Regions from separate parts of the Homo sapiens genome. Here region 1 is linked to region 2. Evidence: chromatin loops called from intact Hi-C (ENCODE). Cell type or tissue: PC-3. All regions are shown on one strand. Each heading gives the region's core, and the rest is flanking DNA. Links, peaks and the distances in the headings are about the cores only. Region 1 overlaps MIR137HG (MIR137 host gene). Region 2 overlaps DPYD (dihydropyrimidine dehydrogenase).

What was found. Hi-C counts contacts between places; a loop is a spot of excess contacts. Peaks named below come from ENCODE experiments on the same cell type or tissue, not always from the same donor. Only the 100,000 strongest peaks of a DNase experiment are listed, where the experiment ranks them.
Region 1: it touches region 2 in a loop (3-fold over the local background); 2 of 110 quality-filtered maps call a loop at or near these places.

What each region holds. Positions count from the first base shown.
Region 1 is chr1:98,023,501-98,036,742 of GRCh38, reverse strand. All of the region lies in intron 3 of MIR137HG (MIR137 host gene), which reads left to right. Among named protein-coding and RNA genes, the nearest start is that of MIR2682, 15 kb to the left of the region's middle. In PC-3, for the core only: no CTCF peak of the experiment used is centred there; DNase peaks (open chromatin) are centred at 6,072 and 7,702; H3K4me3 peaks cover 3,528 bases; H3K27ac peaks cover 3,678 bases.
Region 2 is chr1:97,661,989-97,675,230 of GRCh38, reverse strand. All of the region lies in intron 8 of DPYD (dihydropyrimidine dehydrogenase), which reads left to right. Among named protein-coding and RNA genes, the nearest start is that of DPYD-AS2, 130 kb to the left of the region's middle. In PC-3, for the core only: a CTCF peak has its summit at 6,062 (motif pointing left); a DNase peak (open chromatin) is centred at 6,080.

The DNA.
Region 1 (13,242 bases), core at 2,458-10,457, 360 kb before region 2:
ATACTGAATAATGTAGCCCATTGTAACACAATGGTAAGTATTTGTGAATCTAAACACTCTAAATATAGAAAAGGTATAGTAGGAATACAGTATTACAAGTTTATGGGATCACCATTGTATATCTAGCCTGTCATTGATACATACACCATTATGTGCCATATGACTACCAAATCATTCCTCTATCATAGCATTGAGGGTTCACTAGAAAAATGGTGTAACTATCTTTGTTTTAAATTCATCAAGATAGAAAGTTGATATCCTTTTGACCATTTAATCCCATTTAATAGGTTTTCCTATTTTATTAATTATAAACAATAACTGTAAATAACTATGTTCATTCTCTTTCTAAAGTTTTTTAAAAAGGTTGTAGATATAATCCCAAGATAGGTAGGTAGATAGACAGACAGACTAACTTTTTAAAATCTATTGTCTTGCTCAACTGAAAATAATCCAGTGGAAAAATTGGCACTGAGAAGCCACACCTAAAATAATCAATATTTTGTCCAAAGAAAAATATTTTATGGATTCACATAATTTGGCCAAGAACAAAATGTTTTAAATTGTGTAAAGGATAGATATTAATCCTCATACCAGCTAATTAAGCTTCTTCTGTACAACATACAGTTTTAAGTTAACAGTAATTAATATAGCCAGCTTGGAACCTCAGGAAGCTAAAGCCAGCAAGTGCTTTTTGGTTCACTCGAGAGGATGCGGTTTGATTGCTGGCGCCAGTAAACAGGTTGGGAATTGTCAACATTGTAATTAGCAGCAAGTTTCTGGATTCTCTGCCTGCCAGACTAGTGGGCTGATGCTTGGAACAGTTGCCCCAGTGGGGAGAGTGAAAAACAAAGGAAGGGAATTTGAGCAACCTTGGTAGGCTCTGCCAGCATATGCCACTGGACCAATGTTTTTCTTGACAAAGTTCTATTTTAAGACATCTAGCAGTGGTTTCCACAAAATATGAAACTCACCATAGCAACCAAAATGGCAAGCGTCTCTAGGAACCTTTCCTTGATTGGGTATCAGGTCAAACTGTGTTCAGAGTGATATTGCCTTATGTGCAGTATGCTCTGTACCGTGCACAATGTGGTTATTAACAGTATGATTAAAAGGGTTAAAATCTGTTTTGGCAGCAATCCTTAAATAGTCTGCCTCTGCCAAAAAGCCTTCAAAGAATAAGGTTATGCAAACCTTATTAACCCTTCGTGTAGTACAAATGGAAAGGAAATGTGAACCTGAATACCACCGAGCATCCAATCTTCACTACTTACTTACATGATCATTTCAATCTAGTTTTCTTAATTCCAAACCATGTGATTGTTATGATCAAAGGTTGTCATAGATTTTAAACCCAAACCGTATTTGCAGTGGCTGTAAGATGAGGACTACATTAGTAAAGTTTATAAGTAATTTATAACCCAACTGAACAAAAATTAGACTATCTTTTGAAACCTGCTTAATAAAAGTTCATGTTATATATGTATAGACACACATATATGTAAAATTTCTCTATCTTAGAATATTTTATCTTATCTAAAATAAACAACATGCATACTCTGAGTAGTCACAGGATAAATACTAACCCACCTACCTTGTGGCAAAAGCACGATAACAAATCCTTTGGCCTTTTCTTTCTTTTTTCTTTTTTTAAAAAAAAAAAGCAGCTCTGTAGTAAATTTATTTTTCTTTCCAGTGAAAAAAAGGTCAAGGTTGCTGAGCATTGCTAAAATACACATACTAATTTCTCCCAAATAAGTGATTGGAGGCATATCACAGATATTCTTACTGTCACTATCTTTGCCAAAATGTGAGGAGGAGTTTCAAAAAGATAAACAGCATACAGAGAGACAAACAAAATAGCTTTCTTTACTGTTTAAAAAAAGTCCTCAAATGGATCAACGTGCTATATTAAGCAATTGCCAAGTGGCAATTTCTGCAGGTGGATTATCAGAAGTGCACAAAAATGGCTGTGTAGATCTGGCACCCAGGTGTCTGGTGTAGCATTTAGCGGACTCTTTTGTGGGGAGAAGGATTACTCATTTGTTGGAGAGAGTTCAGTTCTCTAATCCTCCTCCACAACAGAATCCATGTTGGAGTGAACAAGCAACACGATTCTTATCCACTCTCTCTAGACTCTGAGGAATGCTCCACAATTATTTATTATTTTCACTGGAATTAGATGCCTACAGGTGGCCCCATAATGTGCCTCCAGGCATACAACCTGCTGTAAATTTTTAAGTTACATTAACTCAGCAGTATGTTGTCTTATAATGACAGTTCATTCAGTCTATGGGGAAAGGAAAGGAAGCAGAAAGGCAGTATTTCGTGTTAAGCATTATTACAGCTCTTTCCCCGTTCTTTCTTTGAAGTTAGTAAAGGATATTTGGCAGAAGCAACACTCCTGGTGTTTTGGTGTGGGCTGTGTCTCCTGATAGATTCAGAAAGGAGGTCACAGACTCCAGGCCTCTGTATCATATCCCAGGGACAGATTTGTTTATGGGGTGTCAGTATTAAAAACAGGCAGAGCAGTAGGACTTTTTCTTTTTTTGTTCTTTTTTTTCTCTTATTATTTCCCCTTTTTTGCCTCCCTTTCTCCCTTCCTTTCTTCTCTTCTCTTTTCTTTCTTTCTTTCTTTTTTTCTTTCTTTCTTTCTTTCTTTCTTTCTTTCTTTCTTTCTTTCTTTCTTTCTTTCTTTCTTTCTTTCTTTCTGAGTCTCTGAATGACTTCTATTACTCAAGTGTTTTGTCATTAGTGGTCTTTCATATTATATTAGGAAAAAATTAGTTTAGTTTTATCGAGACATTTGGGCTTATGATGCTGTTGCAATTTCACCCCTGTCACATATCCTATATTCTGCAATTGTTTTTTCCTGGGTGTTTGGGTTACCGGTCAGTGAGAGAAGGAGGGAACTGCTTCATAGCTTTTTGGTCATTGAGTTTTATGCCTATCCTTTCTTTGTAATGGTGCAGTTGTCACTGAATGGATGCAGTTAATTCCCTCGTATGTTTTTGGATACAATTCTCAGAGCTGATGAAAAAACAAAGATAATATCTAAATTAATATACTTTAGGAGTAGAAATTAGTAGAAACATTTTTAGGGGCAATATACAAGTCGATTTAAGCCTCAGAAGTCCTAGTACTGGGTTATAAAGCTCCTTCTTACAGCCATAACAGAGTAAAATTTGTCTCCCACCATTCTATTCTCATTAAACCTATAGCTTATATTACAAGTAACAATGATGATGTGCATATTTTAAAAATATATTTTATGTGTACAAAGTCATATCTAAATTATTAAAAAGTACACAATAAAACTTGTTTTAGTGTTAAAACATTTTTATTAAAATTCCTGTATCATAGACGTGGGCAAACTTAGTAGCATAAGGCCAGTTGGACACTTGTGAAGTTATCTGCCTTAATATACAAACACCTACACTAGCCCATCTTTTATTTTATAGCAAGGGATGAACTTGCTGAGAAAAAGCAACTTGTATATTCAAAAGAACTAGGATGTCTTTCAGAGTAAATCATTAAATATCCATTATGCATGTACTATTCATGAGGTTTGTGTCCAGGTCTGTCAACATTTCTTAAGTACCTACTATGCAACTGGTATTCTTCTAACTGCTGGGGCTACTGAGGAATAATTAACAGACCTTGCCCTTGAAGCATCCATGATGTACGGGACCTCTTACAATTCAGGCTGTTGGAGACTTGGTGGGGAAGTCAAAGGAATGTAAAGCAGCATCCTCCTTTCAAGGAGCAGACTAGGATGTTGTTAATATTAAATATTAAACTGTATGAAAGTGGTTGTTTCTACAAGCCCTTACTGTTGTCTCTTCACCAGAACATACTTACATGTCACAGATGTAGTAATAAGTTCTTTCTAGAAGTAGATTTGCCTTCTCTTTTTTCCTTTAAAGTATGGAAAGTCTTTCAGAACTGAGTAGACTAAGGAAGCACCAGTTAGGAAAAGGAAAACATACTCACTTTTTCACATCAAAGCAATAGTTACTGTATAACCAATTATAAGTTATATAATACCATTTATAATGAAACATGATTATATTATCCCAGGACAAATTATTCGTGTATCCATAGTTATCAGAAAATATGTTTTAGTGATTATAAAATGATAGTGCTTGCATGTAATTCCCAAATTCATTAATATTTGATTCCAGAGTCAATAAGTGTCTTTTGAGAATGTGATGATAGGCTTTATAAAAGAAAGTGCTGAACGCATTATGCTGTACTTCAGAAAGTGGTTCTCAAAATGGGGCCTTCTTAGCAGTAGCCTGAGTGTCACCTGGGAACTTGTTAAAAATGCCTGTTCTCAGACCACATAACAGGCCCACTGAATAAAAACTGTGAACCCTAATCTGAGTCTCAACAAGCCCAATTCTGATGCCTGCTAGAATTTGAGAACCACTGCTTTCTATTGATTTTTTTAAAATGACAATTAAAGTCAGGTTCTATGCAACACTGATCCAGTGCTGACCCATTTTAGGCTCTCTTGTAGATTTAAAGTTACAAGTTATTATTATTAATTAAACCAGATATCTTAAATTAAAAATTATCACTTTACTTACCTGGTAAATTCTACATTTGGGAAATATTTTAAGCCCCTATTTTGAGTTCTATTTATGTAAAACTTACATAGTATTCTTATTAGTGTTATATAATGCTCACATTGCTATCTTTATAATTATAACATTAGATTGAATTTTTCCAGGACTTAAACCATTCTTTTATTTAATTTATTATTATTTTTGTAATTCCAGTAGCTGTCCCAATTTTTTACTCTGGTATTTAATTATATCCCAGTTTACAATCTAGGAGAATCAGCTTAATTTTATAAAAGGCATACAATATTGAATAAGACCTTTAGATCATTTGTGTGTGTGTGTGTGTGTGTGTGTGTGTGTGTGTGTGTGTATGTGTTATTGTCTCATGGATTATTATTAAAGTTTTCTCATTCATCTATGACACAAATAATTTTTAAATTCCCGTGGAAGGGAATTGCCCTGACAAAACTATTTGAGCACTTATACAATGTTCTAGTATTACAGTAGCATAAAATAAGTTTCCTAATATCTGTATTGGAACTGTATTTAATAAAAATTTACTTAGAACATAGGTGATTATATAATAGTAAAAATGAATGTTACTGGTTAAGCAATTAGATTATATGGGTTCTCATTATACCAACTGGAAATTGTCTTACAAAACTATAATATGTTCTTACTTCAAACCACAGCTTTTTATTGAAGCTTTCATAAAAACATTAGAAATTCAAAGGCTGGCCTGTTTAAAATGCAGCTCTAAAACTTAGTGAATAGTTTCTTGTTTAGTGCTTTAAATTAAAATAGAAAAGAACAACTGTTGAGACCATGTAACTCTGGATTGTAAGACCTAAAGTAGTCCTGTGACTTTTACATTTTGGCTTTTGTGTTTAACACACAAAAAATAATATCAAACCACCTCGAATATAACACTGAAGTAACTGGCTGACAATGTCAGTGGGCTTTTTCTCAGTCCAAAGTCTTCTTTTCATTAATGAAACACTGTGTTTGCTTATGTCAATGCATGAACTTAGTCATACACATTATAGGATGCCAGGATATATAACAAAGAATTAATGATAATATTTTTTAGTAAAAGTGCATCTTTGGGGGGTTTTCTCTTTGTTCAAATCCACCCCCCCGTCTCTGTACGAGGGAGCTGCTTTCTTCTTCCTTTCTTTTTTCTTGCCTATTAAAGTTTTTGCTCCAAAAAAGAAAAAAAAAAGTAAAAGTGCAGCTTTTACTAATATGTGAACACAAAAGGTAATGGCCTGAGTAGCAAAAAATTCACCTAAGGAAGAAGTATGTGTAACATTGATTAATAAATTCTGTGGTATTTTACTTCCTATCCCTAACACATTGATGTATTCCATAATACTCTGTTTTCTCAAACAGTTATTTGACTGTGTAACAGATCTTCCCCTCACTAAAAATACATTCTGACTATAAGCATAGAAATGTAAATCCATTTCAGAATATGATCTTATTTCCTTTTTGTGGTAGGGGTGAGTAACACTGTCCAAACTTACAAACTTAAGAGAGAGTCACAGTGGTGGAACAATTTATGCACACCCAGTTTAGATGGAATGATTGACAGGAAATATGTAAGAAATTCAAGTTATTCTTATGGAGGGAAAAAAGGTCTATTATTTTGACAGTTAACATTTTAAGATTAAGCACTTTAGATTAACCAGCAAGGAAAATGAAATCGTTTTAATAGGCCTATAGTTTGATGGATTTAGTTATTAAATTAAATAGACACTAATTTAAATGTTACTACTTCAACCCTTAAACAAAGAGAGTTTTAACTGTATAAAAAGATGCAAATAAAATACCAAGTAGCTTATATTTAGGCAGAGAAGATACTTAAAATTCAGAAATGTCAAAACCAGCTTATTCGTCTCTTGCAATGTAATTAAATGTTTCAGTTTATTTATCTTTAGTTTATCTTAAGTTGTATGATGGATTAATTGTACTCAGTAATTGTTTTGCTGTTAATGGTTTACATATTCTTTTTTATATTAACAAGTGTTATTTTAAACATTTTATAAAGGAAAGTTTGAAAAGAGTTGTTTAATATCACAAAACCCATTGTGATCTTTCTCAAGTGAATTTATAGATTTGTTTTTTTGGCTACATCTTTTGTCTAGTTGTGGGCCTATATCACTGATAATCCCATAACACAAGTTATTATATTAAGAGCTGGAAAACTTATCAGATGTGAGCTTATTAGTTATTCACAATAAAACATTAACAGTTTAACATTTCTCTTCTGGAAAGCTCAACATGTTTTACGCAGTTGATTTATTCATATCTCTTAACCATTTTATTTGCAGAGTGTTACCTTTGCTATTTAGATTTTTAATATGCCTATAAAAGTAGATTTATGATAGAAAAGATTCTAAATTACTCAGTTAAAAATGTATTCTTTTATACTTATTGAACTCTAATTTTTACGTAAAGTTTTGCAGTTTGTAGTATGTGAAATCTTACACTTAAAAAAGACAATATTTAGTATATTTTTAATAAATCACCATTCAAAAATGCATGATGGATTGCATTAGGTTAAGAAGTATTACCAGAATATCTATTTATAATAGAAAACTGTTGCAATTATAATTATATGCTAAATCTATATATTCATAAAATAATTAAGTTAAAATTATTTTAATTTTTAGATACTTGACATAGGAGTTCATAGTTCTCCTGAATTCTGAATTATATTTCATCTTCTAAAACTTTCAAATAAGATTTATATGATATAAATTTTCATTAAAAAAACTTGGAATGTTTGACCATACAGGAAAAGATAATTGAAGAAAGACTTACTAAGGAAATAAAAGTGAAAGTACACTTTGGTCAGGTATTAAGTCCAGGTATTAAAATTAGCATACCAAAATACAAAATTTTATGTATAACCTGTTTATTAAATCAAAGTATTTCTAATGCCTTTCTTTTCTGTTCTTTCATTTTGATCCATATCGACTTTAATGCCACGACTGGCTCACTAGTAAGTATCAGTCAAGATCATAATTTAGCACTTACCTCAAATTACATGAAAATCGAATCCAAAAATGGCATACTGCAACCAGGTCTACTTTCATGTATCAAAATGGATTGCTGTACATTATAAATGATACTCCCTGATGTTTTTGCAATGATTCATGAAACTATGGGGCTGACATTTTAGTGCAAAGAATTCCATAAATGTTAATAAAGCAGGAAAACGAATCGCAAAGCACTTCTAGATCATGATAAAGCCAGGTATTCAAATAACTTTAATCTCTTTCTATTACTAATGCTGTTTGTAATGCTTAAAAGATATCAAAATACAATATAAAATATTTTATAGCTAAATGAATCGAAATTAAATGTTACAAATCAAAACTGAGCTATGATAAAAGATCATCACATGATAATTAAGCTTTTGCTTTTACATCTCTTAGTATAACATAACCACTTACAAAATATCCAATCTTTAGGATGATTTAGCATCTTAGCCTGATGTAGAAACAATTACAAAATATAAAGAATTATCATTTATATCATTTCGACATTATGTGATACATTTCTTAAAAGAAACTTTGAATCAAGTTTTAAATTCTGTACTGATTCATTAGCTTTTACCCTAGTTGATGTGGGTTTCTTGATCTTTAAAATGGAATCCCTCATCTCTCACACAGATGCCATTTCTTTAGTTATATGTGTTTAGATACATTTTAAAATGTAACGTTTTTAAAATCTTTCACTTGTTAATTATATTTAATAATTTATTTGAAAAACTAGGCCACTTATGTCAAAGATGCCACTATTTATTTTTAATCAAGAGTTAAAAATGTAGTTTGCCTTAAACAATTCTAATATGATTTCCCAAAATGATATTTGGTACATGATGATTACTGTTTTCATTTTTGTCTGTTTAACTTTACATGTTTATCAGTAGAAAGTACACTTATGGTAAAAAAAAATCTATTATATTGTTTATATAATTTTTTTCTAAAAGAATTAGCTTCATTTTGATTTCTTTCCATTTTTTAATAAGAGGGACATTTATATGAAATTTTTATTTTACCTTTATTATAATATAAAATTACACTAATTTAAGGATTAAAGTTCATATTCAGAAAGGGCATTTATTTTATTTTATTTTTATTTTGCTATATACATAATAATTTGCTTTCTGTGTCCAGACCCAAATGGATATAGAAATTATTTTGAAATAAAAACATTAATTTTTAATATTTAAGTTCCTTTAGTTATATATTTTACAGAACTATTTATGTATTATTAAATGTTTACATACATACATGTATTTGATTTACATTGATTTGTGATGATTATTATATTTCCAATCTGTCTTTACTATGAATATTGGTTTTTTCCCAGAGTATCTAGTTTTAAACAAAAAGTAATCTGTCAATGCAAATCTCTTGGTGTAGCATATTTGAAATTTTATCTACAAGTAGATGTAGATGGAAGTGTACTTACTTAGTATTTATTATGGTCTCAATTTCTGTGAATTTCATGCTCACTTTTCCCCTTCATTTCTTTTTCAAATGGCCACTTTGTCATATGTTTTAACTGTAGGAAGATGAAAAACTCTAAAAGTGCTCACCATCAGCATAAAGTGAGGCATTTTGAGCTCTACTGTGCAAAATGAAAGCATAATAGTCACTGCAAGGAAGACTTAAAGTTCTATTATCCTGTCATTTATACTTAGAGGCACTTCAGTTTCTGGAATAGTTTAAACAAAGGAAATTTGGAATGGATTTCTCTTTAAAATTTTGAAAACCTGGAATCCTGAGGCTGAAAGACTACGGAATACCTTCGACCACCTTCCAGATAATATCTGGATGGAGGATAATATGTGATGTAATAAGCTATAAGTGTCAAGATATGTGAGCATTAAAAAAGGAAGCTGATTTTGTGATGCCACTTATATCACCTCCACTAAGGGAATAGGTCAGCACACTGCAACTGATTTCCCATTTCTGCAAAACAGTGCAGTTCTGCTTCAGGCTCTGAATTTGGGATTTCCTGTTGAAGTCAAAACTAGGTCTATGCTGTCCTGGGGGGTCAGGAACAAAATAGGTTGTGATTATGGAAACAGTATCTCTGGGCTCACTGCCAAATCCTCCAATACTCCTGGGTGTCAATTTGACCTATTATAATAGAACCTCACAGGGTGGAACATCTCCCCTCAATCCTCAGTCCTGATAGATTCTGGGTCCATATGTATGAAGGCTCTATCTTTAAACGGGTATCTTTGAATCAGCAATATAATTGTTTTGAGAGTTTAGTGGTGGAAGAGACTTAAGTGGTCATTTGGTAAAATCCAACTTATTTTAAAGATGACAAACTGAGCTTAGAGATATTACAGTTTTCTTTTTCCAGTAAAAGTCCTGCTGATAGTAGTAACTCTGAAGTCATGGATCAGTTGAGTACACATGTGGTTTGACCTATCAAGCATTTGTCACTACCATCATGATTGTTACTACAAAAGTGATTATTATCATGAAAATATTTCTTCCTCACCTATAGTTTATCACTAACTTTCCCATTATTTACTTGACCACTGGATATCTTATGGAACTCACTTAATTTACAAGGTATTTTAATGTCTTTATTTGAAGTAAATATATTGTTCAAATGTAACATGACAAACATTGAATTCTTTTTCCCTTTATGAAACACAGAGGCTGGAAGGACAACTCTATGTCCAGTTATTAATGCTAATATGTACACTAACATTAAAAATAACTGATTTTCACATTCAGTGCATCTACTTGTTGGCATTCACATGATGTCACAATCCCCTCCTTTTCTGTGTAAATCTGATTAAGGGGCTTCTCCTGCCATTATTTTGCACGCAAAACTTCGTTCCATTTTGACAACAATCCTCTTTACACAAGGACCTAAGGGTTGAACACTGAAAGTACCTAACCATTACTGTATATTGAATCATGTCTTTTCACATAAAATTGCAAATATGGTTTGAGAGCCAATTTCCAGATTACTCTGGTTGAGTAGGACTAATTACTTTTAAACTGGGTGCAGCCAGGGTCTGCCAAAACAGTGCTGAATTCTTCCAATCATAGGCGAGCTCTACCCATCCTGAGATTGTCTCATACTGAAGTGCTGTAAGATTATTCATGCTTGTAGTAGTAATGATTAACTATAAAAATAATGCCAATTGCAGATGATCGTAATAACAGCAGCTATAGTTTATTGAATGCCTACCATGGGGCAGGCATGGTATATAGTATCTATTATCTCGTTTCATTTCCTCCTGAAAACAATCTTATGTGAGGTATTATTATTATTATTTTCTAAATTTTGTTTAAAAACTGAGTTCCCAGAGATGAGTCTGAGAAAAACATCAGTTTGCGAAGTAGTAGACTTGAGTTCTATTCCTGCTTTTACCACTAGCTGAAATGTGACTATAGGTTCAACACTTAGTACCTCATTTCCCTCCTCTACAGAATTAGTTCATAGAACTAGCTTTAACTTTCTGTGACTTTTAAAAAGCTCAAAGCAGTTTATTATTTTTTTGAGAAAGAAAATCTTTTTTAAAGCATTCATAGTAACAGTATCACTGAACAGTATTTTTCTGGTATTTCCCACATTCTCATCCGATTTCATGGCTTCAAACACAGAACAAAATCCTCATTAATATAAAAGGAAGTCCATATTCTGACCAGATCAGTGAAGCACAGAGAAAGATATGAAATTCACTTACAATGGGTCAGACTCTTACAAAGTTTGAATTTAGCAACATGAATTTATTATGCTGCATATATAAAAAATTAAATGGATGATGTGAAGCAAGGTGGGAATCTACAAGCATAAAGGATATTTACTGTATGTGTGATGAAGCATAAAAATACATTTTTCTCCTTCAAAAAGCAAAATGTTGGATATATTCACATAAAACACCTTAGGCTATATCAAGAACACTATACTTAAGTACATTTACATACTATTTATGTAAATGTATTGACTTAATCATAGCAGCTCTAGGGATTCATGATAAGCTGTGAAAATTGTCTATAAAAGATAAATGAATGACCCTTTAAAATAGAATAAAAATTAAGTATAGCACACCAGCAATTTTAAGCACATATACGTACCATTCTGAAAATCTGTGCTTTTGCAATGTTAGCAGTTCCTTATATAGTTCTCATAGTGATGCATCCACATCACATATACAGTCTCCTAAACATATTGTATTTTTCTTAGAACATCAAACACCATTATGTCCCATGTCAATTTTGTAATATTTTGAAAGAACAAAATATGGTATAGTAAGCTGACATATTTTCCTTCATTGAAATATTCTTTTGTGTGTAAACTTTTTACAGATTTTTCTCACCATTTTCTCCTTTTCTAAAGTTGACAAAAATGTAAATGATGGCAAAGTGGAAAGAATTATCACTTCTTTCCAAAGTTACTACTCTGTGCTCTCATACTGCTATTGTGTAAATATTGACTAAATTTCACAATTGTTGTATCTGAAATAATAATAAATAATTGCTCCCACTTGGAAAATAGGATTTTTTCCACACATATACGAATATGTCACTTGCCCATTGTGAGCAAGTAAGCAATAAAAAGTATGGTTAAGTTTTATTTCACTCATTTATTTATTGAACATTTATTTATTGAGCTCTACTATTTGCCGGGCACTATGCAAGGCACTGAATGGCGTTGCTAAAAAAAAAAAAAGACAAAGTTGATACCTAAATGAAGCTTACAGTATGATGAGAGAGATGCAAAAACAAATCAATAAAGAGAATCAGTGATTACAAATAGAGAAAACTTTCATAGAGGAAGTTAACACCCAAGGAGATAGAGATAAATTAGGGAGGCCAATTTAGATAAGGTAGAATGAGGATCTTTCTGAGATACTAAAAGATAAAAATAAAACTAATGCGTGATGAAGAGTGTTCTAAGCCATGGTAATTTCAAGTACAGAGACATTGAAACATATCAAAATATTTTATGAATACATTCTCTGCTTTGTCCTTCAGTTTCATTAATGAGCATGATTCTCAGGAAAATTCAAACTCTTTGTGCAAAGATTTGCCAAAGAGATATCAGGCATTTTTGAAAAGCTGTAGTAATTTGGAAAAATAAAGAAATTACTCTTTAAAAATAGCTTTCAGAGGGGAAAATACTTAATACTTAAAATATTATTCTTCACTGGATATAATGTTTTTAAGAAACTTCAATCTCTTATAGCAATGATCTCTGAACTTTCTGTGTTTGTAATAGCATGTGGGAAAGATCAAGGTGTTTTTATACAGTGTGAATCTTATTCTGATGATTTTTTGTCCTTAGCATAGTAACTGTTTCTTATTTATTTCTTCTTATTCTCAATAAATGCGTTGGATTTCCAAAATATATGCTATATTTGAGGAAGTCAGAAAAAATAGAAGTTATTTGTCAAAAATACCTTATTTTTATGTGAACTCATCATTTTAGAAAAAAAAGTACATGGATCAGCTCAAAGACTGATTTAATGAAGTATCCTATCATTGGGTTATACATAGGTGCTAGTTAGAGAGTGCATTATTTTGTCTTGAAATATTTACATTGCAAAAATAAATTAAAGAATGTTTTCTAAAGCCATTTTAGATTTTTTTATGAAAGTATACTTTGATCAATTGACACAAAAATT
Region 2 (13,242 bases), core at 2,304-10,303:
ATATTGGATGGCTCTCTTTGTTTGGTATTGAAATTGACATAATAGGTTACAACCATTGTTTCTTCCTTTTTATTTTATAAAAATAACCAGAAAATAATAGAATAGAACATATCAAAGTGTGTTGGCTATGGTTAGGGCAAGTGTTATTTTGTGAAAAATGTTTTTCACCTGTGTGTATGTGTGTTTGATGTGTGTGCTTGCACGTTCACACTGCATTAAAATAAAATGTATTTTTTAAATATGGCTCTAGTTAAAGTTTGATAGCCAATGCTATACAATGTAAGGGCTCTGATGGACTAAACACCTTTTTCCCATAGTATACTCAACACCTATCAATAAGTAGCTATTAGTGAGTTAAATAAGTATTGAATTACTACAATCAATGTCCCAAACACTGTGCTAAGAATTTAAAAAACAATAAAGAAATCTGAATTCGTTGTTTAGGTTGGTATTAAATTGAGTCAGAAATATCATAAGACATTCAAAAAGAACAACCATATTGCACAATTTCAGGAGTGGGACGTAGTGTGGTAGACGGGCTGGACATGGGTATAGTTCCTTTTTTTTTTTTTAAAGTTCTGTGGGTAATTTTATTCTAGAGCCAGGTTTAAGAGTCACTGTTATAGATAACTGAAGAGATGGACCCTTCGTCTTTGTTTTAAAGAAGCCCATTTATTTTTCTCTTTCTGATTGTTCATCTTCTGATAGTTTTCATCTCATAGCCTCATAAAACATGATAGTGCCAAAAAGGTTAAACAAGCATGCAAGGGAAAGAACATCCAGTAAGACACATTTAGGTAACTGATCAAACTTTATATGTTCTTCTGCCAAGTTTTTCTTTCTTTGAATTTTTGTTTTTAGAATGCATGAGAAAGAAGGGGCTAAGGGGAAAATGCAGTGAAATCAATTATAATAGTCACAGTAGACACTACGAAACAGGAACTACAGGAAGGTGTTGTAGAGATGAATAGTCTTTTTCAACACCAAGTGCTTTACTTGTGTCCACCCAAAAGATTTTCCTTGAACTTACTTCTTGCTACCACCACTCCCCTCACTTAATGCCACTGGGATACTGCTATGGCCTCAACCAGTCTCTTTGGCCACCACTGTTCACACAACAAAAGTAGTAATCATGCTGAAATCAGATCTGATCATTATTCCTCACTAAAACTCTTCCATAGCTCCATATTTCCTTCCAGATAAAGAAAAGTCCCCACGAAGGTTTTCAAGGCTCTTCTTGATTTGGTCACAGCTATGTCTCTAGTCACTTCTCCTATTAAATTATGTGATTCAGCCATTCTGAACTGTTTTTAGTTTTACCTTATCTGAAGTTTTTTAACCTCAAGTTTTGGACATGGACCTAGAGCTATCTTTGTTTTCATATTTGTGTTCTTGACTTCGATGCTTTTTTTCTATTTGATACAATTATTTTACTTGTGATGATCTACTCCCTACCTTCATACTTTAGCCTGGATTAATGAATCATCTTCCTCACCCCCCACCCCACACAAACTCTGTGTTCCTGCTCTCTATGTTCAGACTGGACTTTTTACTGTAGTATAGCACTTCTTCACCTTCTTTATTATAATTCACTAGTTACATGTTTGTTTCCACCACTAGAAGTTAAGCTTCTTAAAGACTGTAGATTCTGTCTGCTTTCTTCATTGACAGATGTTTGGTGCCTAGCAAAGTGGCGGGTACATAGTAGGAACTTTATACGTATTTTTAGTTATTGATTTTAAAATGCAACTCTTTTGACTGTTTTCCAAAATAAAGTAAATTTATAGGTTGCTTAACAAAGTTGGCAATTTTGGAGTATTATAACATTGCCCAAACCCAGGGGGAATACATTTTACATTATTATAATTTTGGTATTACACTATTCCAAGTAGGAATAGTGATATTAGCAGTGGTGATATTGGTAATAATAGCAGTAACAGTGAATAATATTCCAGGCTCAATTCTTAACATGATCTATCCTTTTAACTCTTAAAATGGTCCTTGATGTCGATATTCTTAACACTCTTTGATGGGTAAGAAAATTAAGACTATCAAAGGTAACAGAAAAGAAGTAAATGGCAACTAAAGCATGGAAAGTGAGTTTTATAAAGAAAGTAAAAAAAAAAATAACAAGTGCAAATATCCATACTTCAATTGTGACTCAAAGCCAACATGACTCTGTCTACATTTCAGCATCTCACTTAAGATTCTTGAAGAGGGTAAGCTGATACTCAAGAAGAATTAGTCTTTATATTTAGCCTCATTTTTCTCATTGTTATCACAAATTGGTTTTCTTTTAGTTACCATCAGAAAATAATATTTTTTTAAATGTGAAGATTCCCAAATATTATAACAGACAAATAACAGATAATTATAATTTAAAAAATCCATCGAGAGATTGTGGTATTAAATTTGCTACAGAGTGGCCTTTAGTTAAATCTCTCATGCCTTCACAAAGCCAGAATTATTCTCTATAAAAGTTATTCTTAATTGGCTTCTTAATCAGGAATTTTTAAATTGTACATAGTTGTGTATACTTTCTATTTATTCAGAGGAAAATGCAATTAAGTTTTTAGACCATTTGCTTTACTTCTGTCCCCAGATAAAAATGTAAATTGTTTAGTCACTATCCACAACTATGAATAGATTATTTTAAAAAATAAACCTGACTTAATTTTAAGCAAAAAGCAAGTCTTGAGTATTTTGCCAATCTACTTTTTTTAATTTGTAATATTGTTTAATCTACTGTCACTTGTAAGTACTTCGGTGTAATTGTAAAATGGCTCCCAAGATTTTGGAAATGAGGGAAATAGAATTCCAGCTGAGAGTTCATTAAATCATTACTTAATGAGTTCATGCAAAGCCCCAGAAGGAGATAAAATAGATGTAGGGCAATTATTCTTTGATCATATTAACATATCTATAGAAAGCACATATTAATCTGCAGAAGCAGGCAATGGGGGCTGGTCATCTTTAGAAGTATTGAGGAAGAAAAGGAACCTGCAGAAATATCAGCAATATTGACAGTGGCTCTTTTAAGGCACCTGAATCAATGGACCGGGAGTTCTTTGAGCCCAGGTCGTAAGATAGACAGAGAAGTCTATTTTAGAGACCTCTGAATCTTCTTGTTCTGATTCCAAGCTCACCAAACTGCCACTGATTCCTAAATAGTTTGATTATGGGAGATGAGCGTGGGAAGGGGAGGTTGCCGTGAGGTGAGATGGTTCCACTGCACTCCAGCCTGGATGACAGAGTGAGGCACCATCTCAAAAAAAAAAAAAAAATAATAGATAAATACGTAAATAAATAAATAAAAAGAAAAGACAAAAAAAGAAGACAAAAGAAAAGAAAAGAAAAGTTTATTCTGTGTTCATATATAATGAAATATATGTCATTTATAGTATATAGTTTTCCTTTTGTCATTTTTGGTTGTGTGCATATATCCCTCCCCTGTCACCCACACAAACACAGTATATTAAACATTTATGAGAGTTGGTGTTGGTTTTTATCCTTGAATTGCATAATTTCAGCACATTTCTTAACACATAATACAACATCAATAAAGTTTTTTGAAGTTAAGTAATTGGAAAAAGAAAAAAAAGAAACAATGGAAGAAATGAAAAGCAATGTAATAACTTGTTGAGAAATTTTGAGATTATACTTGATTACTTCACTGCTTAAAATTCATGCATCTTTCCAAGCATCCTCTTTTATCTTTTTTTGTTTTTGACAAAATGCAAAGACATATTCATTAGTTCTGATTAATGACTCAAAGCCACTCTTAAGTCATTCCTACTTTGATGCCTTATAATTATGTCAAGTATTACATTACTGTGCTGAATATCAGATATTTTCTTTAAGTATTTTTGGTTAATTTTTAATGGTAGTACTCGCTAGGGTATTTAATGAGCGTTTTGTGATGAAGATGATGATATAAGGAAATGTTTTTTAAAATCATGGCTTTTTCTACTCGTAGAAGTCTTTACATGTTGTAGATGATCAATAAATATCTGTTGAAGTATTGATTAATTATTAACTCTAATTAACCCTATTAACTCATGATGTCTTCCGTATTATTGTAAAAAAGGAGATAATTTATTAATCACTAAGGTTATTTTAACATTATACAGCTTATATTCTTTTTATTTTAAAAAACCTTTTATAAAACACAAATTATATTTTAAAATATTTTATCTTCTTTGCATTTACCTTCTTTGTGTTTATCTTCTTTGTATTTCTTTGGATGGAGACATGGAGGAATTTTTATTATATTTTTCTATATATGTTTCATGGAATAAAGACATATTTTACTTATGGTAGTTACCTAAATTAGAGAAGTAAAACAGTTCTTTTTGGTATTTTCATTGTTTAAGCATTAATTTTCTTTTAGTAGTTTCCAATGGTTTAATTAACTCTTAAAGTGAAGTTGATAAGAGAATTGGAAAATTACTGAACTAAGAAAAATGTTGTCTTTCAACTGCTATTTATGGCTGCCAGTTACATTTTTTGTGGGAGATAATTATCATTTGAACCTGGAAGGGGTTATTAGTGAACATATACTATGGGTATTATCTTAGTCTTGCTGGGCTGCTATGCCAAAATAGCATAGACTGGGTGGCTTCAATAACAAACATTTATTTTCTCACAATTCTGGAGGCTAGAAGTCTGAGATCAGAATGCCAGCATGGCTGGGTTCTGGTGAAGGCCCTCTTCCTGGCTTGAAGATGTCTGCCTTCTCCCTGTGTGTTCCTATGGCCTTTCCTTGGTTTATCCGCATGGAAAGAGAAAGACCTCTGACGTTTCTTCTTTCTATAAGGGCACTAATCCCATGATGGGGGCCCCACCTTCATGAGTTTAACTAAAACTAATTACATCCCAAAGGCCCCATCTCCAAGTACCATCATGTTTGAGATTAGGGCTTCAGCATATGACATTTGTCCTTAGGATCATCATGATGTTTTGTTTTGTTTTACGTTTGGTAATCATACTATAGGTCTGCATTGTCCTCTAAAGGTAGAATATTGATGTTGAAGGATAAATTTTAGGATACTTAACAAAATTAGAAGTTACTGAGATAGTGGATATTGTCAAGAAGACTTTTGGAACATCACAGTACACAACCCTTCCCCTCCGCCCACTGTAATTCAATGAAGCTAAATGTGGAGAATTCAAGACTACATTGTATTCATGTGCACAGTACACAGTGGTTTTCAAATAGAGCTAGGAGATGTACTGTTGGATAGCTATTTTCACACTACAAACCACACAGCTCTTATCTTACGAATCGCTGCTATGTAAAGTTTGGTGAACTGAAGAAGACATACACAGAAGAAAAGAGGGGTTAGTAAGAGAAAAGGAAAATGGCATGGAAATGGCAGGGATTGATGCAAGTTGGAGGAAACTAGGCATATTTCCATATATGATATATATTTCTTTCTAGAACAATCTTACCAAAGTACAGAAATGTGAAATTTTGGGGGATAATTTATGTTTTATCCGTTCCTTATTTCCTGTTTATTCCAGTTAAGCTATGCCATCTTTCGTTAGCAGGATTAAAGTGATCTAATAATCTCTTTCTCTGTCATTTAAACAGCTTTTTTGACTTTAAGTGCTTAACACCTGTATACTCTAAAGCAAGACCAAAGCTTTTAAGGGACTGCATTAAATATTTTAAGTAAATCTATTTTAGAAGCAATGCAATTGAAATTTATATCAAATCAGTTTTTCTTCAGATCTTGCCTTTGAATGGCTTAAGAGGTGTCCAAAACAGTCATATTGTTCCCACCTTCCCAAATACAATCTAGTTTGGTTATATTACTTTTCTATTTCTTAAACTCATATTACTTAGTACTGTTATAAGTTATGTCAGGAATTTATGGGAAAAACAATACTGCAAGAATGATTACAATATGAAGTCAGAAACATAAACTCTTAAAATGCATTATTAAGCATTAATACTGTGGACATCTAAGAAAGTTTTATTTTTAAAACAACGTTTTGACTTATTTACTTTCCTATCTCAAAATATGTAAGGAATCTTGATGTGTGTTGTCATCTTCTGATTAACCATGCAGTGCCACCTGGTGTGCAGATGGAAAGAACATTACACATCAGAGGCTCTGTTCACACCCACCCCCACCATACACAAACTTACATGGCAGAAAGTTAACAGATGTTCATTTTGCTTTTGTTACTGAGATACGTTGTGCATCCAACTCTTAATTCATAAGTTAAATTTGGAGATTAAGATATTGGTATTTGGGTTAATCAGTCAAAGATTATATTAATACATCCATTATGAGAATAAAGTAATATTTAATTGGAAAATTGCTGCTTTGGATCTTTAAAGTCTTATTTTGTGTTTCTATTCTTTCCTTTTTTTAAAAAAAATACTTGGTAGTTTTGTCTATTGAGCCTTATCATTTATATTTTACTAATAAATTTATCATTCCTAGAATACTGTAGTTTAAAACTGATTGCTATTTAATTTCTCCCTGGTTAAGTTTCCATTTTACAGGAAAAAATAGCCCTTCTTTTGTCTTTGGAGATTGTATCACAGTCAGGTATTTTTCCACTTCTCTTACTCTTTTAATGCCACTGTTGGTTGATCACATTTTAAAGTTGGTTGATCATATTTTTAAGCTTCTGCAATATACCTAGCAGTGTGCTAGCAATTATATGTTACAGAAAAATTAAAGAGGTTATTATATATTTAGAAAAGTAATTAATGCATTTTAAAAATAAGAACTTTGTGCATATAAATATAATAAATAGAATAGCTACATTTATTGAGTTCTGTGCAAAGTCATGTTTAATTCTCACAAAGTAATTTTGGATTGGTATTATTCATATCTCTATTTTACATTTATGTAAATGGTGTCTAACAGATATTAAGTAACCTTCTCAAGTACTAGAACCTGGATTTAACTGAGGTCCCTCTGAAACCAAAGCCCTACTCTTGGCTAATACATTAAGTTGGCAGAATTTAATCATTTTTTAAAATTTATTTATGCTTTCTTAAAAAATATTTTAAATTAATTCTTTTTTAAAAATTGTGGTAAGTACACATAGCATAAAATATACCACCTTCATCATCTTTAAGTGAATAGTGGGATTAAGTACATTCACATCGTTGTGCAACCATCAGCACTATTCATCCACAGAACTCTTTTCATCTTGCAAAACTGAAACTATACCTATTAAGCAACAAATCTATGAATTTGACTATTCTATGTACCTAGTATGGGTGGAATCATACATTATATATTTTGTGTGTGAATGGCTTATTTCACTTAGCATAATGTCTCAACCTTCATTCATGTTGTAGCATGTGTCACAATTTTATTCTTTTTTAAGACTGAATAATTTTTTATGTATATATCACATTTTGTTTAACATTAATCAATCAATGGACATTGGATGGTTTCTGACTTTTGGATATTGGGAATAATGCTCCCACAAACATAGGTTATACAGATATTTCTTTGAGTCCTTGATTTCATCTCTTTTGGCCACACATCCATATGTGGAATTGCTAGATAATTTGGCAACTCTGTTTAACTTTTTGAGGAGCCAACATACTGTTTCCAAAGTAGCTACACCATTTTATATTTCATCAACAGTGAAAAAAAGTTCCAGTTTCTTCACATCATCGCCAACATTTGCTAGTTTGTTTTTGTGTGTTTTTTGATAGTAGCTATCCTAATGGATGTAAGTAGTATATAATGATTTTTCATTTGCTTTTCATTTGCAGCCTGCTTGTTACCAACAGAAACTTGCAGTGATAATATATAGATAAAAAAAATTTTTAAGTATATAAACATATGATTAATCAACAAGATGAATTAGAAAATAAGAACCTCTCCTATAAAAATTAAATGGCATTCACATTTTTTGATATTTTGAGGGCCTCAATTAGATTATATGCCAAAGGGATGAAGATAGAGGGCCAAATTCAGCATGAAGACCAGTTTTGAATTGGCAAATTATAGAGAGGACTATTAAGAGATAGCAAAATATCTTATATTTAAATTTCTAACTAATAAAGTGAGTTGTCTACAAAATTTGTCTATAAATGAACAGATATCAAATATTTTGTATGTTGTGGGCTGTATGGTCTCTTTTGTAGATATTCAGCTCTTTACATTTGTAGTATGAAAGCAGTCTTAGAGTATATGTAAACAAATGAATATGGCTATGTGCCAATAAAACTTTATTTAAAAAAATGAGTAGCAGGGCGGATTTGCTCAGCAGATGATGCACCAAAAAATTACTTAAGAACATTAGTTGCTTATATTTTCTTCTTGTTTTAAGAAAAAACATTTTAAGTGGAAATCTAGTTGAAATATAAATCAAGTGAACTTTTGTCTAATAGAACCTGACTTGTTTTGCATGCATGCATCTGTTTGTGGAATTTAAGAACAACAACATAGGTAGCAGAAGAGATAGCTATCCCTGATTATTTTGTACTAGAACTTTAAAATAGCTGAATTTTTGTGAAACCCCCCATGGTGAGAAACCAACCTTGCTTCTCACTCCTTAATTACTGTTTTAGCAAATAGCTTATTTGAAAGGTGTATCCAAAAATATGTTTTCCTGATACCATGCTTGTGTTATTTTTTTTAAATATTACTAACACAAGCTGCTGTTTTTATTTCTAAAGTGTAGTGTTTTGTCCTTTTAAAGTACATCTTCAATAAATAACTTTATACTTGATTTTGTAATCAAAGAAAAAAAACACACACACACAACCAAGAATTAAAACACAGAAGGGGCCAGGTAGGGTAGTTCATGCCTGTAATCCCAGCATTTTGGGAGGGTGAGGCAGGAGGATCGCCTGAGGCCAAGAGTTCCAGACCAGCCTGGGCAACATAGCAAGACCTTATCTCTACAAAAAGAAAAAATTCGCCATGCAGAGTGGGATGTACCTATTCAATAGGCTGAAGTGGGAGAATCACTTGAGCCCAGGAGGTCAAGGCTGCAATGAGCCGTGATTGTGCCACTGAACTCCAGCCTAGGTGACAGAGTGAGATTCTGGTTCTGAAAATAAAATAAAATAAAATAAATCACAGAAGGAATAAATGAGAACTGAAATTAGTTTCTGTGAAGTGACTGATGGTTCTGAAAGTATATCTTAAACACTATTAATGAATGGTTTTATTTTTCACATCAATTTTTGATAACTTAAGAAAAAAGAAAATATACATATACAAAAAAATTTATCTTAGCCTCTAGGCTAGGACTTCTATAAAACCTCTTTAACTTTTCCTTTTCACTTTATTGTTCTGCCTCTGGATTCTTCATGATGAATTCTAACAATTAGCACCTATTGACTTCAGCCAGGAAATAACAAAAAGCCATCCAGAGCATAGTTCCTTTTATTCAAGGTGCTCAGGGCAGTACAGTGGAATTATTTTAGAAGATGTCCTTAACTTTTTATGCAAGCATATTCATCATCTTGCTATGAATAACAAATAAGTACACATTTGTTATGTAGCAAAATTTGTTAAAAACCATAGGAAAAGTATTACTGATAAATTAATTAAAGATAGACTCATCTGAATACTGAATAAGAAAAATACCTGGATATTGAATAGAATTTGTGATTTTTCTTCATTTAGAAGATAATGTGATTAGGTAGAAATGCATTCTTTTGTGGTGGATCAAAACATGTTAGTTCAAAATCTGTTTGATCTATTGTAAAAATTTATTAAATTCAAGACTGACTAATTCAATTTTTTATTCCTTTTGCCTTAAACTGGATTCAGATTGGCCTTTGTGATACTTAGAAAAACACAAAAAGAAAAAGCAAAAATAAAAACAACAATGTGAAAAAAGATTGATAATGAAAAATACTATTGTTATTTTATGGGAGGCATGATCACTTATTATATTAATGTCTATTTGTAATTACTAAAATATAAACATTTTAAGTATATGGACTCAAATTATTTTCTAAAGCAAACCACTCTGGCACAGTCAAGTAAATACATTATTGGGATTTTGTGTGCATGTTTGTTTTCCTCTCCTGTTGACTGTAGAAATATTTGGTTAATGGAGTACTCTAGGGCAAGTTGAATCAATGTTATGTTTGTGCCTTTTTTCCCATTCTAATGTGGTTTTGGTAGCTATATTACTAGAATTTCTGACAGAAACATTCTGGGTGATAATACGAGATCATATGGGGCTTAGAAAAGACAGAGTATTAATCTCTAGTGATTGATCCATCTGTGAGGTTTTCTGTTACAGTGGTAGAGACCGAAATGTGTTAGACTTTTAGTGGTAAAGCAATCTTATGTTTTTCTGCAACTGCTTTCCACTATATTTAAGTATGCTCTCTTTTCCCCTGTGTATGTGTGTGTGCGTGCATGTGTTCTAGCTTCCAGCCTTTTACAACTTATAGTCATTTTTTCTGAAAACTGGAAGCTTGAGGTGGCAGAGTAAGGAAAAACTAAAATTCATAAAGGCAGCATTATCTTAAAGTTATTTTCACTCGAAGACCCTTGTTTCTGTAGGATCAGAAAGCAGCCTAAAATCAACGAGTTATATGAGAAGCAAAATTCCCTAAAGAGGTTAAAGGTTTTGGACTACTAAGACCTCTAATAAGAGGAAGCAAAATAAGGCAGTGACTAAGAAAACTTTTGACTTATAGTTTTTATACCCAAGGTATAAAACTAATGTATAGTTATATATATATTATGTAGATATACAATATATGCATGTATATTTGTGTGTGTTTTACTTAATTATGCCCTCACAACCTTAAAATACTATTTGAAATAGTACTTTAAGCTATAGTTTAAAGTACTAAACTCATAGCTATACATATATATGTACACACACACATATATATGTTTTGAATAGTTTTATACCTATAGCTATATATATATACACACACATACACACATATATATGCACATACACACACATATATATGCCCTCATGACCTTAAAATCCTATTTGAAAAATCTAATATTTATAAGTTTCCTTAGAATCCAACTTTATCATTGATAAAATATCAACAGTCATGTGCTTAAAGTAGTAATAAAATAAATTATCTTCATTCTCATAATTTTAATAATGCTAAGGATTTCACCCACATTAATGCTTATATAACTTCATTTACTCATTCAGTAAATACCAAGTTCCTGATCTGTGATTAATGTGACCTTGTTATCAAGAGGCTTACAGTTTTGGGGGAGACAGACATGTAAATATTTTCTAATCTGTGACTTTGACTATTCCTTTTTTCCCACAATATATAACACAATATAAGAGCATCCAAAAAATTTTGCTCACTTACATGTATATATTTCTATTCATTCATCCTAGACTATAAGCCTCTGTAGGAAAAGGATAATTCAGGAGACATGCTGGGGCAGGGATTAGGAGTGCACCCAGATACAGGGAATGTCATATGTAACAGCTCTATATTCTTGCTAGAGTTTTCACTTCCAGAGACGTGTGCTGACAAATAGGGACAAACACAAACCAGGACCAGATTCAGGAGACTTCACATGGCAATGCAAATGTGTTTAGTTATCTGTAGTTATTGAGTGTTTACTTTGTGCTGTGGAAAATGAAGGATTTTGATGTGAGAGGTAAGAGATTAGTGAGATAGGTTTGGTCGCACTGTGAAAATGGTTTGGAGAAGAGCAAGACCAGCACTGGGTGATTTTTACATTGTGGCTATTGGAATAATTCAAGCAAGAGAAAATTGAGGACCAAAGGTAGGGCTGCAAGAGCTGAGAGCAGGAAACAAACATAAGGAAATACAATGAATGAGTCTTGGTTACTGATTAGATACTGTTAGTGAAGGACAGGAGTCAGAAGGAGAAGGCAGGGTAAAGATCTAAGAAATAGGTACAAGTCGGGATGTTTTCAACACTTCTTTTGACCAAATAAATGGATGGTGGTGACAATTACCCAATAAAATAAAATAAGGGGAGATTATGAGATCTTTCCTGACTTCTTACGTTTGAGATTCCTTGTGACAACCTGGTGGAAATATCCAGGAAGCTCTTAGGTGTACCTGATTAGTTCTGGGGAAATAATATGAGAAGTGTGGGCAGGAGAGGTAGATTTGGTATCCTTGGCTGTGGCAAATGATGCTAGTGGCAGTATCTCCTCGCTATTTGCTAGTATGAATCTTGAAGCTAGTTAAATGCAATCAGTATGTTATAGTTCATGATTGTTGGGAGTAATAGAAATAATATAAACTACCTTTTCACTGAAATTGGCACACAGTAAGATGCCATGGCATTGACGAGATTACATATTTAGTTTTCATAACCACCCTATGCAGAACGAGAAAAAATTATAGCCCAGTGAAACTGTGTGACTACCAATTCCACAGAGTGTGATATTCACACACACTGAAATGAATAGGCTCTAATTCCGTATCTAAGAATATTATTTCAACATGATTTATTCATAGTGTGTTTTGGTGTTGCCATTGCCCCATCCTTATTTTCACCAGATCATATATTAGATGAATCTGTGTGGCTAGAGGGATTTTCATGATAATAGGGCAAAAAAAGGTTAGTCCACATGATGACTAACTTTTGTTAGCACTCTTTTTTGTTTTTGTTTTTGTTTTGAGACAGAGTCTCGATCTGTCGCCCAGGCTGGAGTGCAGTGGTGCGATCTCAGCTCACTGCAAACTCTGCCTCCTGGATTCCAGCCATTCTCCTGCCTCAGCTTCCCGAATAGCTGGGATTACAGGCACGTGCCACCACGCCTGGCTAATTTTTTTGTATTTTTAGTAGAGATGGAGTTTCTCCATGTTGGCCAGGATGGTCTCGATCTCTGGACCTCGTCATTTGCCCGCCTCAGCCTCCCAAAGTGAGCACTGTGTTTTAATATCAGCTGTTTGATGTACACAGCTGGTATTCATGAATACTATTGAGCCTGCTAAAGAGTTGACTTGGGGCCAGGTGCGGTGGCTGACACCTGTAATCCCAGCATTTTGGGAGGCCGAGGCGGGTGGATCATGAGGTCAGGAGATCGAGAGACCATCCTGGCTAACATGGTGAAACCCCATCTCTACTAAAAATACAAAAAATTAGCCGGATGTGGTGGCTGGTGCCTGTAGTCCCAGCTACTAGGGAGATTGAGACAGGAGAATGGCGTGAACCTGGGAGGCGGAGGTTGCAGTGAGCTGGAGCCGGGATCATGCCACTGCACTCCAGCCTGGGCGACGGAGCGAGACTCCGTAAAAAAAAAAAAAAAAAAAAAAAAAGT